2 separate regions of the Mus musculus genome follow, and region 2 is linked to region 1. A link is a loop called in an ENCODE intact Hi-C map of the cell type or tissue named here. Cell type or tissue: left cerebral cortex. All regions are shown on one strand.

What was found. A loop is a pair of places that touch in the nucleus more often than their neighbours do. Peaks named below come from ENCODE experiments on the same cell type or tissue, not always from the same donor. Only the 100,000 strongest peaks of a DNase experiment are listed, where the experiment ranks them.
Region 2: it touches region 1 in a loop (12-fold over the local background); 2 of 42 quality-filtered maps call a loop at or near these places.

What each region holds. Positions count from the first base shown.
Region 1 is chr17:87,163,839-87,171,838 of GRCm38, reverse strand. No RefSeq gene overlaps it. Among named protein-coding and RNA genes, the nearest start is that of C330024C12Rik, 27 kb to the left of the region's middle. In left cerebral cortex, no CTCF peak of the experiment used is centred here; DNase peaks (open chromatin) are centred at 1,384, 2,568 and 4,266.
Region 2 is chr17:87,037,008-87,045,007 of GRCm38, reverse strand. Gm30421 (a long non-coding RNA gene) reads left to right here. Exons shown (of 3, transcript XR_877089.2): 3 at 1-5,200. Among named protein-coding and RNA genes, the nearest start is that of Gm30421, 9.9 kb to the left of the region's middle. In left cerebral cortex, a CTCF peak has its summit at 395 (motif pointing right); DNase peaks (open chromatin) are centred at 3,040, 4,246, 6,307, 6,714 and 1 more place.

The DNA.
Region 1 (8,000 bases):
TGTAATTTGAAATCAGCATAAGTGGATGCTCCTGCTGAACCTGTCTGTGTGGGGTCACATTTCCTAGGATATCCTACGATGGTTATTAGATAGGCTCCCACAGCCTATAAATATTGTTCTTCTGGGTTTTGTTCATGAAAGCAATGCTTGCTTCTCTGATGGAAAGCAAGCTATTGTCAAGGGAAGAAAGGAATCCCATCTAACATGTAAAGTGTGAGCCTGACTGAATAGATTTTGAGATGGGGACACTTGACATTTCCATCATTGTGGTCTGTGGGAATAGGGAAGGGGGAGAGACTAGGTGGAGTCAGGCCTACGCTCTTCCCTGCCACTTCCATTGTCAACTCTACCACACTGCTCTCTAGTATGCCAGGGCACAGCCAGGCAAGTGAGGGCGTGTTGAAGAATAAAGACGTATGATGGTGACAGTGACATCTGAGGTGAATCCATAGGTGTGCTGGAGCAGGCTTCACTTGTTGAAGACAGTAAGGATTCAGGATACATGGAGAACCCAGACAGCCTCCCCATGCTTCTGGGAAAACAGAATCATTTGCCAATGTGGGGCACAAGGGGAATTCAAAAGACTGGGATTTACCTGTACCCACGAGTCACCTACGAATGACCATTTTCTATTACTAAAGCAAGTCAGAAGTTTGCCAACTTGGATAACAAGGGTTCCTTTCCCCTGCTCTACCTAGTAGAGCTGCTAAGGATAGATTAGCTACAGGAGTAAATCTGAAATCCAAAGCACATTTCTGCTCCAGTCACACCGTACAGAAAGTGATTGTGTCCCCTGCATATCTCTGTGAATCCCCACTCATTGTGGTGATGTTCCAGCTGAAGATCTAGTGACAAGTGTCCCAGCGCAGGTTATGGGCCTGAGTGTGTACCCCAGGCTTCACTACATGCTTTGGGGATCTCAGATTTGACTCTTGTGAGCCTCTTTTCCACCCCCAAATTAAATATGATTTTGTTAGCGTAAAGACCAGTCCACTGATATTAGATATTAATCCATTTTCTTTAACTTAATTGTTCTGTTAAATTCTAGTTTTAAAGGAAAATTTGAAATGTTTTCATGCTCTCTAAAATATGATAGCCCCTAGGGACCTGAGTGGCCTGTCTTTCTCTTGGCTTTGGCCACGCCTCCTGGCTCCTGTCGCCCCCTTCTGTAAACCGGAGCCATTGGGCAGAAGGACCTTGGCATGTGGTGACTAAGTAATACAGACTTCCTCTCTTTCTCCTCACGGATTGGCTTTTCAATTTTTAACTCAGTGATCTTGCTTCATATGTGGTTTTCACTGTGAGTCACCTTTAAAATTCTCTTTGGAAGTAGGTGGGGTGTAAATTATAAATAAGAATTCCTTTTTACTTCCTCAGAGTTTGCACAATGCCTGGCTTTGTGTTCTCAGCCCTTGTTTGTTGATTGTGCCGGTAAATGGCTGCCTCCCCTTCCAGCCTCCACCCACCACCATGTCCCACCAGGTCTGACAGAGTCTGAGAGAGTCTTCCGTTCTTCCTCCTGTCCCTCCTTCTCTCTCTGTCTCTCTCTGTGTCTCTGTCTGTCTGTCTGTCTGTCTGTCTGTCTGTCTGTCTCTCTCTCTCTCTGATATCTGGAGAGTCTCAGTTCCTGTGCCCCATATTCTCCTGGCTTTCAGCTTGAAGAGGCACCCACTCACTGTCAGACTGACTGGGGGTGTAACCTGTGGCTCTGCTCCATCCGAGAGGGAGCTAGGGTTTGGTCAGAGTGAGATCTACTCAGTAAACAGTGGGATAAGAACTGAGCCTGGGTCCTCTGATGCACCATGGCCAAGTGAAGAGAGCTCAGCCTCTATGATTTCAGCCTTCAGAAAGTGGAATGGGTTTCTTATCAGCCCTTAACTCAAACCCTACAGTAGCAGTTCTCAACATTCCCAATGCCACAACCCCTTAATACAGTTCTTCATGTTGTGGTGACCCGCAATCATGAAATGATTTTTGTTGCTACTTCGTAACTGTAATTTTGCTACTGTGATGAACTGTAATGTAAATATCTGATATGCCACCCTTGGGAAAGTCTTTCAACCCACCGGTTGAGAACCGCTGATCTCCAGGACACCGTTTCCATCTCTGGAGGTGTGCTCAGCTTCGTCTCAATGCTCAGGCCCCAGCATTCACTGTGTTGGAACCTTGTGCTGAAACCTCGTTCCTACACAGTGGAAGAGGGATGCCAGAAGCAAGCAAGGATGGGTAACAGAGCCACAGAGAAGGAACCGGGGGTTTTAAAAGGCTTCCTTCATTAGCTAGCCCTTCGAGTGCTTGCCACCTATCAGGCACTGGGGTTCTAAGATCACACCAGAACATGTATGCAAAGCCACATGCATGCATGGAGCATGCATGCATGCACACACACACACACACACACACACACACACACACACACGGCACCCTGCTGAGAAGAAACAGAGAAAAACATCTACCCACTTACTCAAGGAAAGGCAAAACAAAAGCTGCCCCACAGTGGGGCAGAATCTGCTGCTTTGAAAGGGGAGCATGTGCAAGTCTATTTAAGTCCTCTTACACCAACTCTGCCATTCTCCACTCTTAGCCCACCCCCTCAATCTGTCACATTCAGGGATCTGGGGCTCTGAGCCTTGGGTGAATTAAACAGATTCAATGGCACGTCAGGCTTGGGAGGAGGAGGAGGAGGAGAAGAGAAGGCGGGCAAAGAAGATGGAGAGAGAAAAAACACAGGGAGGTGTTGGAAGTCAATTCACAAACCTCCTGTAGAGGAGAGGAGGTCAGCCAGAGAGACCTGGAACGCTCCAGTTGGAGCAATCCTATTAATAACGGAGCGAGTTTATTGAAAGCTTCTGGGGCCAGACCTTGCTCTAAGTCTTTTACATAGATTAGCATATTCAATCGCCCAGATGCCCACTGAGATGACTTTTGTTTTATAGATTATTGATGAGAACCTCTCTGGGTTCAGAAGTGATTTCACCAAGGTACTGCGGTCAAGACTTGGAGCCTCTGCTCATCCCGTGGCCTCTGGACAGGGACCTGGGACCCTGTGTGACAGGAGAGGGCAAGGGGGACTGCATGTGATCACTGCCATTTGAGTGTGTGTGGGTGTGGGTGGGGGGGGGTAAGGTAAAAGGTATGGAGTGCAGTTGGTGGAGTTTGAGCACTGGCTCACCAATCCTAACTTTGTGACCTTGGAAAAACCTCTCTGACTTTCCTGTGTCTCTGTGTTCTTAGATTTGAGGGTCGATGATGCTAATGATGATGTGGCTGGAAGGATTTCTGTAATCCTGTGACCAGTGGGTTAGAAAAATGTCTGGGCAGACCCACTGATAACACCCTCTTCCTTGAGGTCACAACTGGCTTCCTTTGCCCCCACTACCTAGGTTTGGTAGAAACCCTGTAGCTTAGCTCTTCCTGGGGTTTCCACCCTCTGTAGTTTCCATGTTTGCCTATGCAAGTACCAGGGACCATGAAGAGGGGAAATTTCTAAGGACATGTGACCTTGTCTCCAAACCTAAGAGCATATTGGAGCATACACATTTAGTTCCAGCACTCAGGAGGCAGAGGCAGGCAGATCTCTGTGAGTTTGAGGCCAGCCTGGTCTACATACTAAATTTCAGACCAGCCAGGGCTATAAGAATAAGATGCTGCCATGAAACCAAACAAAACAAAAGAGCATATTAGAAAATTAGATCGAGTATAGCTGTACTTCTTGTGTGGGAAGACTCTGTACCACATGCTGGAGAATGTGGGCTAGCCTCTGCTTCCAAGGGGATACATCTGACTGGGGGAAGAAAATTCCTCCGCCAAGAGAGGACTTTGCAGAGGCCACTGCAATGTGCAGTCTTAGTTACCAAACAGCTGAGTGGCAGGTGAGGTGGACAAGGAGTTTTGAGGATACCATTCCGAAGGGATGTAACTCAGCCAACTCGGGGTCTCTCTTCACTTTTGGTGGGGCCTTCAGCTCTTAGCTGAGCATAAACCATCTTGCCCCCTTTCTCATTTTTAGTAGAGCATGACTTGTGGCCACATGTGAGGTCCAGGTAGACCCTGATGTCTACCTGTCCAGAGCTGCTCTTGGTTGAGATAACTGAAGCTTGTTTGTGCAGGACTCATTCTGTGGGATGCTGCTAAGCATGCCTTGCCGCTGCCAAAAGCCCTTTAGAGATGTGTCTGCGTGCCTGGTTTGTCCTACCTGTCACAGAAAAGGCACGGTGACCATCTGTTAGACTCCTTACTCCCACCCCTCTATTCATTTTTAACCACAGATTTTCACAGTTTGCCTTACTTATTTAAATCTGTTATTTGGGAAGACACGTAGATTGCTAAGTAAAGCTTTCGTCCATTGAAACCTGTTCTACCCACACTCTGTGGCTGGCTATGATCCCATGAGAGACTCTCATGCCTGAGTGTCCCTTAACCAGGCTAGATTTAGGATTGTATTCTACTTGGACTATTTGAAGTTTAGAATATATATACATAAATATATACATATATTCTAAATATATATATTGGTTAAGAGTAACAATATGACCGAAGTTTCAGGACCTATATTGTGGGGGATGGGACTTCTGTTGTTACCCAGCAACAATATACATGCTGTTAACATTTGATACTCTTGATTTATGTTGTGCAGCAGGCCACTAGTTCATTTACTTAGCACCTACTACATGCCAGGCGCCTGTGATACCTCAGCTTAAAGATTTCATTAGGGAAAGACAGACCAGAAAAAGACCAAGGACCAGCTGTGTTAGACGCTTTAAAAGCACACAATACAACAGAGAGTAGACAAAGGATGAAAGCCCTGTGGGGTGACACAAAACTGGGGCCTGGCAGAGAAAAGGTGGAGGGAGAGTTGAGGAGTCCTACGTATCTGCTGAGAATTGAGAGAGGTCTGGCCCTGGGCCTCATTGCCCTCTCTCCTGAAGGACTTCCCCCACTTCTTTCTCTGCCTCTGTGGCTCCCCGGGAGTGGGAAAGGTCATGTTCTGCGCACCACCTACCACCAGCATCACCCTGAGTGCTTGGCCTGCTTGCACACCCAGCCATCTTTCTGACCAGAGTCTCATAGGGGTTCCAGATCTCCCTGGACACATGCACTTCTACCTTACTCCACAAACCCCATCCCGGTATGAGAGCTCATGACTTGCTTCCATCTCTGGCCATCTTGCTGTAGCCTGGTCATTTGAACTGGTTCTGCCCCAGACACAAGAGCTGCTCATTGCCTGGCCACAGCTCAGCCTACAGTCCGCAGTAGGCAATGCTAAGCACCCTTTCTCTTTGCTTCCTGGTGAAACGTGACACGATGGTTCTCAGGACTTTCTCTCGCCCTCTTCCTCTCCCACTCTGTTCTTGATCGTTCACTGTATGATCATTCTGTGGTTTGAATGTGAAATGGCCTCATAGGCTCCTATATTAGAACATGTTGTTACCAGGTGGTGGCGCTGTCTGGAGAGGTTGTTTAGGATATGAAGCCTCCGCTGGAGGAAGGGGGTCACCGGGGTTTTATGTGTCTTGGGGTTTTATGATCCAGCCCCAGTCTCTGTCAGCTCTCTGCATCCCCCACAGAGATGGGAGAAGTCTCAGTTCTACACATGCTTGTCACTACAGAGCCAGCTGCCATGTTTTCCCCTCCACAAGGGACCGTATCCTCTCTACCCATGAGGCAAAATAAAGCAACTCTTCTCCCCAGAGTTGCTTTGTGTCAGATATTTGTTCACAGCAAGCAGAAAAGAAACCAATATCCTCTTACAGTTTGTTAATGTGTGTGTGTGTGTGTGTGTGTGTGTGTGTGTGTAGATGTTTCCCAGAGCCCAGTGTTCTTTGTCAACCTCTAGTAAGAAACACCACATTTCTCCAGGGTTAGGTTTTATGATGTCGGCTGAGTGTTCATTCCTGTGTCTTGCATAACCCTCTAAATGTTCATCTTAAGATATAAGATAATGTATGTGTCTAGGCATGAGTGTCTGTGCCTAGCACTTGCTATCACAGCACTTGGGAAACTGAGGCAGGAGGATTGCTGCGAATTTGAGGTCAAAAATAGTGGCTACAATAATGAGTTCCAGGCTACTCTGTGTGGTAGGAGGTAGAGGAGAATTTGGGGGATGAAAAAGAAGGTAGAGGAGAGGTTGGGGGAGGGGGAAGGAAGTGGAGAGGAGAGATGGGGAAGGAGGACGTCCTCTAGTCTTCTGGCCACTTATTTGAGAGGCATTTACTGAACACCTACTGTATACTGAACTTCACACTCTGGGAAACACTGAAGATTAAAAGTCCTTCCTTCATTGTACCCATAATTATTTAGGAGAAAGGACCCAGAGTGACAACGAGTAGAGACTAGGGCTGAGGATGGGACAGTACACAGCAGTAAGGGCACCGTTCGCTCTGCATAGGGCAGGGTTAGTGCAGAAAGGCCCACGGATGCTGGTCCTCAGAGATGATGCTGGCTGCCCCCTGTCCCAGTGGTCAAGCATGAAGCACACAGCCGAACAACCCTACAACAGTCATCTATGTGAACCCATTTGTGAAGTGTCTCCTACGTGCCAGGCACTGTTGTAGGCATTGAGAACACGTACAGCTATAAACACATGGACACATAACTCTTCCTCCTTCCTGGAATCGTAGCCGCCATGGAGACTGAACTGATTATGCCCGGGATGGAGAAGCAAGGCCCCAAAGACCCTGAGTGGCAGGCTATTGGTCACTCAGAAAATCAACAGGCAGAACCAGGTGTCCTGACTCCTAGCCTTGCTGTTCTTCCAGCTTTGGAAATGAGCCTTTCCTAGGTAGCCAAAAGATCCTGTCATGTTCTGGGTCCCCACCTGGTGGGACCTTCACAGGTGAGCTTTGACATGCAGAGCTTGAGGAGAGGGCCCTGGGCTTCCATTTTAGGGAAGTCTGTAAGTGCCCAGCACTGATTTATTTATTTATTTATTTATTTATTTATTTATTTATTTATTTTTAATGCATGGTATTTATGAGGGCTTTCCCCACTGGGACTGCCCCATGTTCTGAACTGTGAACACAGCAAGCAGGATGGATACATTTTTAGCACAGTAACTACAACCAGATGTGGGGATGGGACTGAAGAAACACAGCAAGCTTTTGTGAGAGCTACAGAGCTGGGAGACCCAGCCTAGTTCTCTCCTCTCTGGGGAAATGAGTTTACAACTGGTGAAACACTCCAGACTAAGGTCTGCCCTGGATAAGCTCCGTGAGCCCCTGACAGACATCGGGGTCTGGTCTTGCACCCACCAAGCCCTCAGGAACAGCAGGAACCAGGTGTTCGGCACAATCCTCTCATCTCCCTCCAACTGAACCATGGAATCCCCCCTCCCCGCCCCCGTGAGGGTAAAACGGAGCCTTGGTTTGGCCAGAGCCCACATAGTGGGCATGGCTGAGAAGAAGCAGAATGGTTGGGCTGACAGCTTATTTCCCTTCTATTTTCCTTCCACATCTCTCTAGATCAGGCTCCATGTTCCAGGTGCTTATGTCTGGGGCCAGTAGGCCCTCAGGGGTCCAATATGGCGACAGCAAGAAATCCTTCCTGGCATTTCTATAGCAGCTAATGATAAGGGTTCAAAATAGTGCTCATCCCTGAGTTTCAAACCAAAGGAGGCGCAAGATCCAGATGCATCCAGCAAGCTCGGAGAGACACATGCGTCAATAGTCCTGATGGACTCCAACTAAATAAGAGGTGAATACTTGCCGGGCGGTGGTGGCGCATGCCTTTAATCCCAGCACTCGGGAGGCAGAGGCAGGTGGATTTCTGAGTTCGAGGCCAGCCTGGTCTACAGAGTGAGTTCCAGGACAGCCAAGCTATACAGAGAAACTCTGTCTCAAAAAACAAAACAAAACAAAAACAAAAACAAAAAAACAAAAAAGAAAAAACAAACAAACAAAAAAGAGGTGAATACTTTCAGAGCTCCAGATTGTGACCTGGAAGTGTTCAGGCTGGAAGAATTTTAAGAGGCACCCGAAAGATGGAGGATTTGGAGAGGCAGA
Region 2 (8,000 bases), 130 kb after region 1:
TATGTCTGTCTGTCCAGGGAGATGCTGCTGAGTGACTGCTCCATGCCTAAGGTGGCCACAATCTGCTCTTCTTTCAATGTCACTTCCCCAGGCAAGCTTTACCTTAGACTCATGGGACCCCGCACTCTTTATGTTTCTTTTTACAAAATGAATTTATATTTGTCGATTGTTTATGTTCAGTCTTCCCTACTTGATGACAAACTTTCTAAAGGCAAGGCCATGTCTATCTTGTTCACTGCTGTAGCTTCAGTAACAAAAACAGGGACTGGTACCCCTCAGGTATTTACAAATGTCTGTTGAACAACACTAATCAAATGACCACCCATGGGTACATGGAGAAGATGGTGTGCGCCTCAGACGTAGTCAGCCACTAGGTGGCGCGAATGCTTCTTTCACAAGCTATCCCGCAGGCTCAGATGTAGTCTGCCACTAGATGGCGCGATGATTCTCACGCGCGCTATCCCGCAGGCTTTTTCAGACCGGAGGCAAAGGTTCAATTTTCAATTCTGCTTGGAAGGGATTCTGCTGAGTTTATAACATCTGTCTTCACTGAGCGCCATGCTAGGCAATTTACAATGTGTACTGTAGCTCTCACAGCTGCCACGGGAGAAGTTTGCCCGCTTTACAAGGGAGGAAAGTCATTTCAAGCAACTTGAAGTAACTTTTCTTAAAATACACAACCCACAGCAGGAAAATAACACTCCGGACCTGAATCTGTTGTCTTCTATATCTGAGTTCTTTCTAGCATATTCTAGTGCTTCTATTACAGTGTCTCATAAGCCAGTAATATACTTCCTTCTATTAAAAAATATTCTCACAAGAGATTGGTGTTTTATCAGAGACCCAGTTAGAAGTCTCTGCACGGCCCTTGGTTTCTAAAGTCAACTTAGAGAAGAGGGGAGTCAAGTCAGAATAGACTCAGTATTTCTTGGGCAAGACCTTTCGTTCTTGAGCTTGTGAGTGACCTAAGCATAGTTGGTGAAAGGAGAATATAACCCTCTGTATTAACCAATCATGAGTAGCTACTAACTTCATTCATGAACATCTAGCTACTAAGTTCATTCATTCAGCAACTAAGGTGACAACTGGTCTGGCAGACATGAAGATACACTAAAGAGATACTGTGTCTCTCAATCTGTCAGACATCTGAAACAAGGGATCCCAAAGAAATGGGAACTTGCCTAGGAATCTCATGGTGGGAGAAGGAAGGGCAGCTACCAAAAGGGGAACTTTTCTCCTGGAAAGAGACACAGTGCGGGATGAAACTAATGATGGACCAGTGGTGGACAGGACCACATCCTGACTGAGACTGCTTAGATGTGCACATCCTTGGCCTCTATTTACATTTTGACCTTATGTCATGCCCCCAGAGACAGACTCGAAGGGTTTGATGGATCTCTTTGTTCCTCTTCCCAATGTGGCCACATGGAATCTCTCCCTTTTTTCTGCTTTCCACTTAATAATTTAGCTGTTTTAATTGCTCATTGAGGACCTGACTCGGGCCACAAGGCATAACGCCCAAATTCTATAACGAGTCCACGCACGGAGCTGAGCAAACAGATGGGTTTACAATGTGGTCAGTGATAATGAAATGTGTGCAGGAAAGACATATATATACACACAATGGTACCTCAGTGCCAGGCAGATGCTACACACCACAAGAGCACCATGAATCTAGAAGGCAGAAAGAGTCCTGTGAAAGTCAGAGGTGACCAGAAAACACATCAGGAAGACAGCAAGGAAATTATGCCGTTTTTACTCAAGGTGCAAACCAAAGATCAGAGGCACTGACCCCAGCTGAGAACATGGGGGCAATGTGGGGTGCTACCCAGACCTCCTGAACAAGAATCTGCATCTTAACAAGCTCTCGGAGTGACCCTCACATGTTTAAAGACTCCCGAGGACCATAGTATACTAAAATATTGTAGTAATTTAATTTTTAACTTTAAGTTTGGACTTTTGTCTTGCTCATGAAGGAGTTGTACTCGATAGATACTCAGGGCTCCTGCTCTTCTTCACAAGGAACCTCACAGACGCTTCTAATGGCTCCATTTTCTATAGGCTGATAAATTATTAACTAGAAGCAAGTTCTTACCCAGGAGCATTTTTTTGTATATGTCTATTTGAAAAAGTTTCATGAAACTAGGTAGGCTTTGAAAAAAAAATCGAAAGGATTAACTTTTTAATCACTAAAGAGACTATAACGTATTCATTTCAATAGTGGCTTATTGTAATTCTTTGGAGATCAGTAATTTATACATGTCACATACATCAGGACTCCTCCGGCCACTCCCCAACTCCTATGCTGTCCTTATTCGCCATTCTGAATTCATGAGAGTTGATACACGGAGTCCACGTGTGCTGTGCTGGAGAGAATCTTCTAAGAAGCAAGCACACTCGATGGACCTGACTCGATGGACCTGACTTAACACCTTAGTGGAGGTGAACACTGTCCTATGTCCTTACCTGTGGCTCCTGCCTGCTTGTCTACTCATGAACGTTGTGTAAGCCCATTTTGGAAAGGCAGTGTGGTGTAAAATTTAAAGACACTAAAAAATTCTAAACAGAGGAACATGGTCCCCGAGTAGACAGGTCCCTGTACAGCATCACTCCCCGCGATTCAGATTCCTGTGTCTATCTAGGTGTCTTTAGATGGTTGCTAAGGACCCTTCCCTGGTCTAGTATTACATGTACCCTAGTTACCTAGGAGTAGGAGCATGGAATGTCATTCATTAAACCCAGAATATATATTCCCAAATAGAAATGGCCCACGCTATCCTCACTCCCAGATATAAAAGTTGAGAATGTTGGTTACCATAGCAACTCACCTTCGTGGAGTCATTTAGAAATCCAATTCTGTAAAGTGACAATATTATGTACCAGCACCTGCAAGGCTCCATAATATTTCCTCTACTTCCCTTCTTGCCCTGGGCTATGGTGCCAAGGATCGTCATAATCTGGCGAAGCAATCCGAGTCCTCAAGCTGCCTTGCGGGCGGGCGGGCGCTGGAACAGAAGGTGCTGAGAGGGCGGGAGCGTCAGAAGGCCTCACTCTGGTTTACTAATTCCACAGCCGTCCTTCACAGACTCCAGCAAATATTTTGTGATGTTGCAAGGTGTTAGGAGGAGTGAAATGCAAGCTGTGATTCAGCCGGCATGAAGACTTTGCAAACACGAAAGGGCGGCGTGTCGTGAGGCTGCGTCTGACTTCTTTGAGTGCACTGAGCAGAGTGCTTGACAAGTGCTTTCTGTCAGACGCTGGGATCGCGCGTACCGGATTTTAAACCCAAGACCTATGTAAAATTGTTTGGTCAAGTAGGTCTCACTTGAGTTAGCTGTGAGTTCTCTCTGTGGAGGGAGTGAACATGTGCTCATTTGTATGAATGGGTTTTCAAATGTGCACGCATATTACAACGTCCAATATGCATAAATTAAAATTAATTAATTTGCAATGTTACTACGTCTTAGCTGTGTTTTTAATCAACTGATCATAAAAGCAGGGTCATTCTTGAGCTTAAGGAAAGAGGTTGTTTTGGGTGGAGAGAGCTGCTGAAGCAGCCTTACTTTTCAGATCACATCTTGATTCTGAGAGCTGATGACAGGGGCACCTTACTGTTAGGAGGGGCCTTTCCTCTGTTACTGGCTTCCTTGGCATGCCATAGATGCGGAGTTCATTTACCCCTGGTTTCCAGAACATCTTTGATTGGCCAATTGTGCACCTTTTCTCCATGGGAAATGTTATATCTGAATATAAGCTGTGAACGATGGATATAACTCTTAGTTCACACATTTTATGACATCTAACTTCAGCTGACAAAGCTTCAGATGACAAAAATAAAGATGGTGTGGTGCTTTGAAGATGCTTGACCCAAGGAGTGGCACCACTAGAAGGCATGGCCTTGTTGGAGGAAGTGTGTATCATTGTGAGGGTGGGCTTTGAAAAGACCTTCCTCCTGGAAGTCAAACTGCTCCTGGCTTCCTGTGGCTCCTCAGCTCCGTCCCCAGCACCATGCCTGCCTGAAAGCTGCCGTGCTTCCTGCCTTGATGATAATGGACTGAACCCCTGAACCTGTAAGCCAGCCTCAATTAAATGTCACCCCTTATAAGAGTTGCCTTGGTCATGGTGTCTCTTCACAGTAATGAAGCCCTAAGGAAGACAGATGGTGTGCCACATGGCAGGACAGTCTATGGTCTGGAATCTCAAAACAGTGATCTCTGAAGATATTTCTGTTGAATATTGTGCTGGTTATATTTTTGTAAACTTGACACAAATTAAGAGTTCCCTGGGAAGAGGGATGCTCTAGGAATTGCCTCTGTTAAGATTGACTTGTGGACATGTCTGTGGGTATTTTCTTGATGAATATTTGATGTGGGAGGGTCCAAGTATTAAAGGTGGGGCCACCCATAGGCAGGTGAGTTTTATTAGAAAGCAGCTGAGCAAGTCACGGGAATAAGTCACTAAGTAGCATTTCCCTCCGTGGTGTATCTCAGTGATGAACTAGAACCTGCAAGTCTATTTTGGTCAGTGTTAATTCACAGCAATGGAGAGGAAAATGTGTGTGTGTGTGCCATCGTGATCTTAGATACACACATGGGGACACACCTCTTTCCTGAGGTTCTGACACTTTCAGGGGGACTCTACTTAAGGTCACAGGGAACATGTACTCTCTCTGTTTCCAAGTCTTACAAACCCAGCTGAGACTGCTTATCTTCCAAGTGAACGTGGGTAATGGGACAGAGTTCCCGACCACAAATCCCGTCTTCTCAGAGGGCTTTCTCAATTGTAGGCTCCTCCTTTCTTCCAAACATTGTCTGTGCCCTTACTTTGTTTTTTCCCATCTCCAGGGAGCTTCTAAAACCAAATGGAGGAAGACTTGTTTGTTTCTCTGTTTCTTGCTGTTATGTTTTCTCTGGGCTCAGGGCACAAACTAGGCTACCCTGGGAGAGTGACAACCAGGGAGGAAGATGATAGAAGGAACCCATCACCGTGCAACATATGCAGATCAGCAGAATTGCCGGATCCAGGGTTTGCAGGAGCCTCCGCCAAGCAGCCTCGATAAAGCCACAACCTCTGGCTTATTAAACTACATTTAAGGCACGACTCTTATGACAAGTTGCACCATCTCCTTGAGACTTTACTTTGTACATGACAAGCCTTGGTTGACCACCCTGCGTCAATTCCCGATCAGGACCAATTCTTTTGAGGCTCAAAAAAAAAAAAAAAAAAAAAAAAAAAAAAAAAAGGTTTGTGCTTAATGTGTATATGTACTGGTCATTGATGTAATGAGAAGAAACTCACAAACTAGCATGGATATTTTGGGGAAAAATGGTGTGAACCCCAAATACAATGAAGTGAGGTACCGAAGGACGCAGCTTTGAGTGGGTGGAGAGAAACAAGTGGCATTAGACCTGTCACTGATGGGAAAAAAAAAAAAAACAAACTGTGATGGCATTAAATATGGGGACAGGTTTGGCATACACTTGAGTGCTAACTGGCTCACAACCTTATGACACCTCTGGAAGTGGGCTGGAAAGCTGACTTAGAGAACACTGGCTGGATGAAGGACAAATGAGAACCAGGTGATTTTCTGACCCTGCAGCACAACGCCTGTGCACACGTCTGGCGGAGGAGTATCGCCCATTCCATACTATGGCCAAAATCTAGAGGTGCCAGAGATGGGGAAACAGATTTTCACCATGCACAGCTGATGGTGTGCACTGGACCTTAGAGCAGGAAGAGCCAGTGACTGAACACCCACTACTCAGGCTCTTTCCCTCCATGTGAACCTCTAGGCAAGAGAAATTAAGAGTGCTAGTTACTTTCTTCCCAGTCAAAGGTATCACTTAGTGACACTGTTGCGGAAGCTTGCCATCACTGTCAGCAGAGCTGCTGAACAATCTAAGTCTCTTCCCTGTTGGGTCCGCATGGGACAAATGGCCAAAAAAGTCAGGGAAAGCTTACTTAGAAACAGGGAGGCAGAAACGAGAAAAGCAACTAGAGGAGGGAGGAGTCTGTGGGGGGGGGGAACCTAAGAAATTGTACAAGACAAGCCAGACCTGGGGAGTGCTTTCCTTGTTCATCCCAGCATTTGGGAGGCTGAATCTAGAGTTCTAGGCCAGTCTGGGCTGGTGGTGCTCCCCAGCCCCAATAAACCCACAGATAGTTCTCCGCTTATGATAACTTGACATCAGATCTTCTGAATTTAGGATAGTGAGGAAGCATTCTTCATTTAGAAGAAATGTACTTGGCTCTGGAATGTTGAGCTTTCCCCAGGCTAGTGAGAGGTAGGAAGATGCTTTTTTGAGATGCTGGCAGCGGCATGTGGAAGGAGGATTCGGGTGGGGGATGACAACTGATGATCCAGGGAGCTTTGCTGTAAGCTGTGATGTTCGGTTGCTGGCTGTGATTGTAACATTTTCAGCCTACAATGGGTTTACTGGGATGGAGAACTTTATCAAAACAAACATCTTAGTCCGTCTGTAATGGTCATGGGTGACTATGGCAAAACACTAAGGACCATATTTACCTTCCTGCTCCAATTAATTCTTTAAAACTGGGAAAAATTGTGAAAACCGGTTTTGGATATTGGAGAATAGGCAGCACAGGGCTGAGACTCCTACAGAAGCAGATCCTAGTCATCTTATTGAGTGGGGACCAAGGCTAGAGTTAAGGCAGTGTGGCAGTGCAAAGATACAGAGCAGAGTCCTAGAAAGGCACCAGGGCCACAGAAAACGTTCCAGAAATCCTCCATTGGCATCCTTATGTGTCTTTGTCACATATGAGGGTGCCCATATCTAGTGTGCAAGCCCACACGGCTGGGGGCTGGGAGCTGAAGAGTGAACTGGCTGTGGTGGCTGAAGCAGGATGATAGTAAGCCCTCACTGACAACCAGGCCTCAGATGCAGCCCTGGAGAGACCACACCTTCATCCTGGGGCTAAACTATCCTTACAGTAAGGGTTCCTCTGCATCCTTCCTAAGCAGCGTTTTGAACAAAAGTGGCAAGAACTAAGCTTAAGCAAACACGACTCCCCATGAGGTCAAAGCCGGGCACCTCTCTTTCAAGAAACACATTTAACTTTTAACATTTAACTGTGACATTTGTTGTGGGCCTTCTGTTACCTTAGTAGGCTAAGGAACTCCTTTCTATTCTAATTTTATAACAATTTTTACTGTAACTGGTTTTAGAATATTTCATTATTTATATCTCTATTTGCATGTATGTGTGGGTGCGCTCACCTGTTTGTAGAAGCAGAGGTCAGAAGAAGGGCATCAGGTGCCCTTCATCATTTTTCCAGTTCCTCTGAGGCAGTGTCTTGTTCCTGAACCTGGGGCTCAAGTCTTCAAGCAGCAGTGACCAACCCTCCTGTCCTTACCCTTCTCAGTCCTGGGGCTGTGGGCATTTGCAAGGGGACCTAGTTTATTTCATAGGGGCTAGAAATATATATATATGTGTATATGTGTGTGTGTGTGTATGTGTGTGTGTGTGTGTGTGTGTGTATAAAACTGTAGCCACTGTGACTAACCATTGGGACACCTCTCCAGCCCTGACCATTGGACTTTATCAGATAATCTTTACCACACAGAGACGTCATCCAGCTTTCCTATTATTTTCTAACGTGGGCACCTTTAATAGGTTTAAAAAATGTCAGCCATCCTTGAATTCCCAGAGTAAGCCCACACTGGTCACAAAACATTGTTTTGTGTTGCTGGATTCGTTTTCTAATATTTTCCATCTTTGTTCTGAAGATTGCCTTTTAACAAAATTTTAAACTTATTTTCCAGAGTTAAAGATTCATTTCTATTTGTGTGTGTGCAGGAGACTATGGAGGCCAGAGGCGAGGCCGCGAGCCACCATGTAGATGCTGGGAAGCAAACCAGCATCTGGGTAAGAGCTGTGTGCAGGTAACCCCCCCCCCCCCATCCCTGCCCATTCCACTTTTAAAGTCTCACATAGCTAAGGAATGCTAAACATTGTATAGCGTAGTCCCTAAGCTACTTA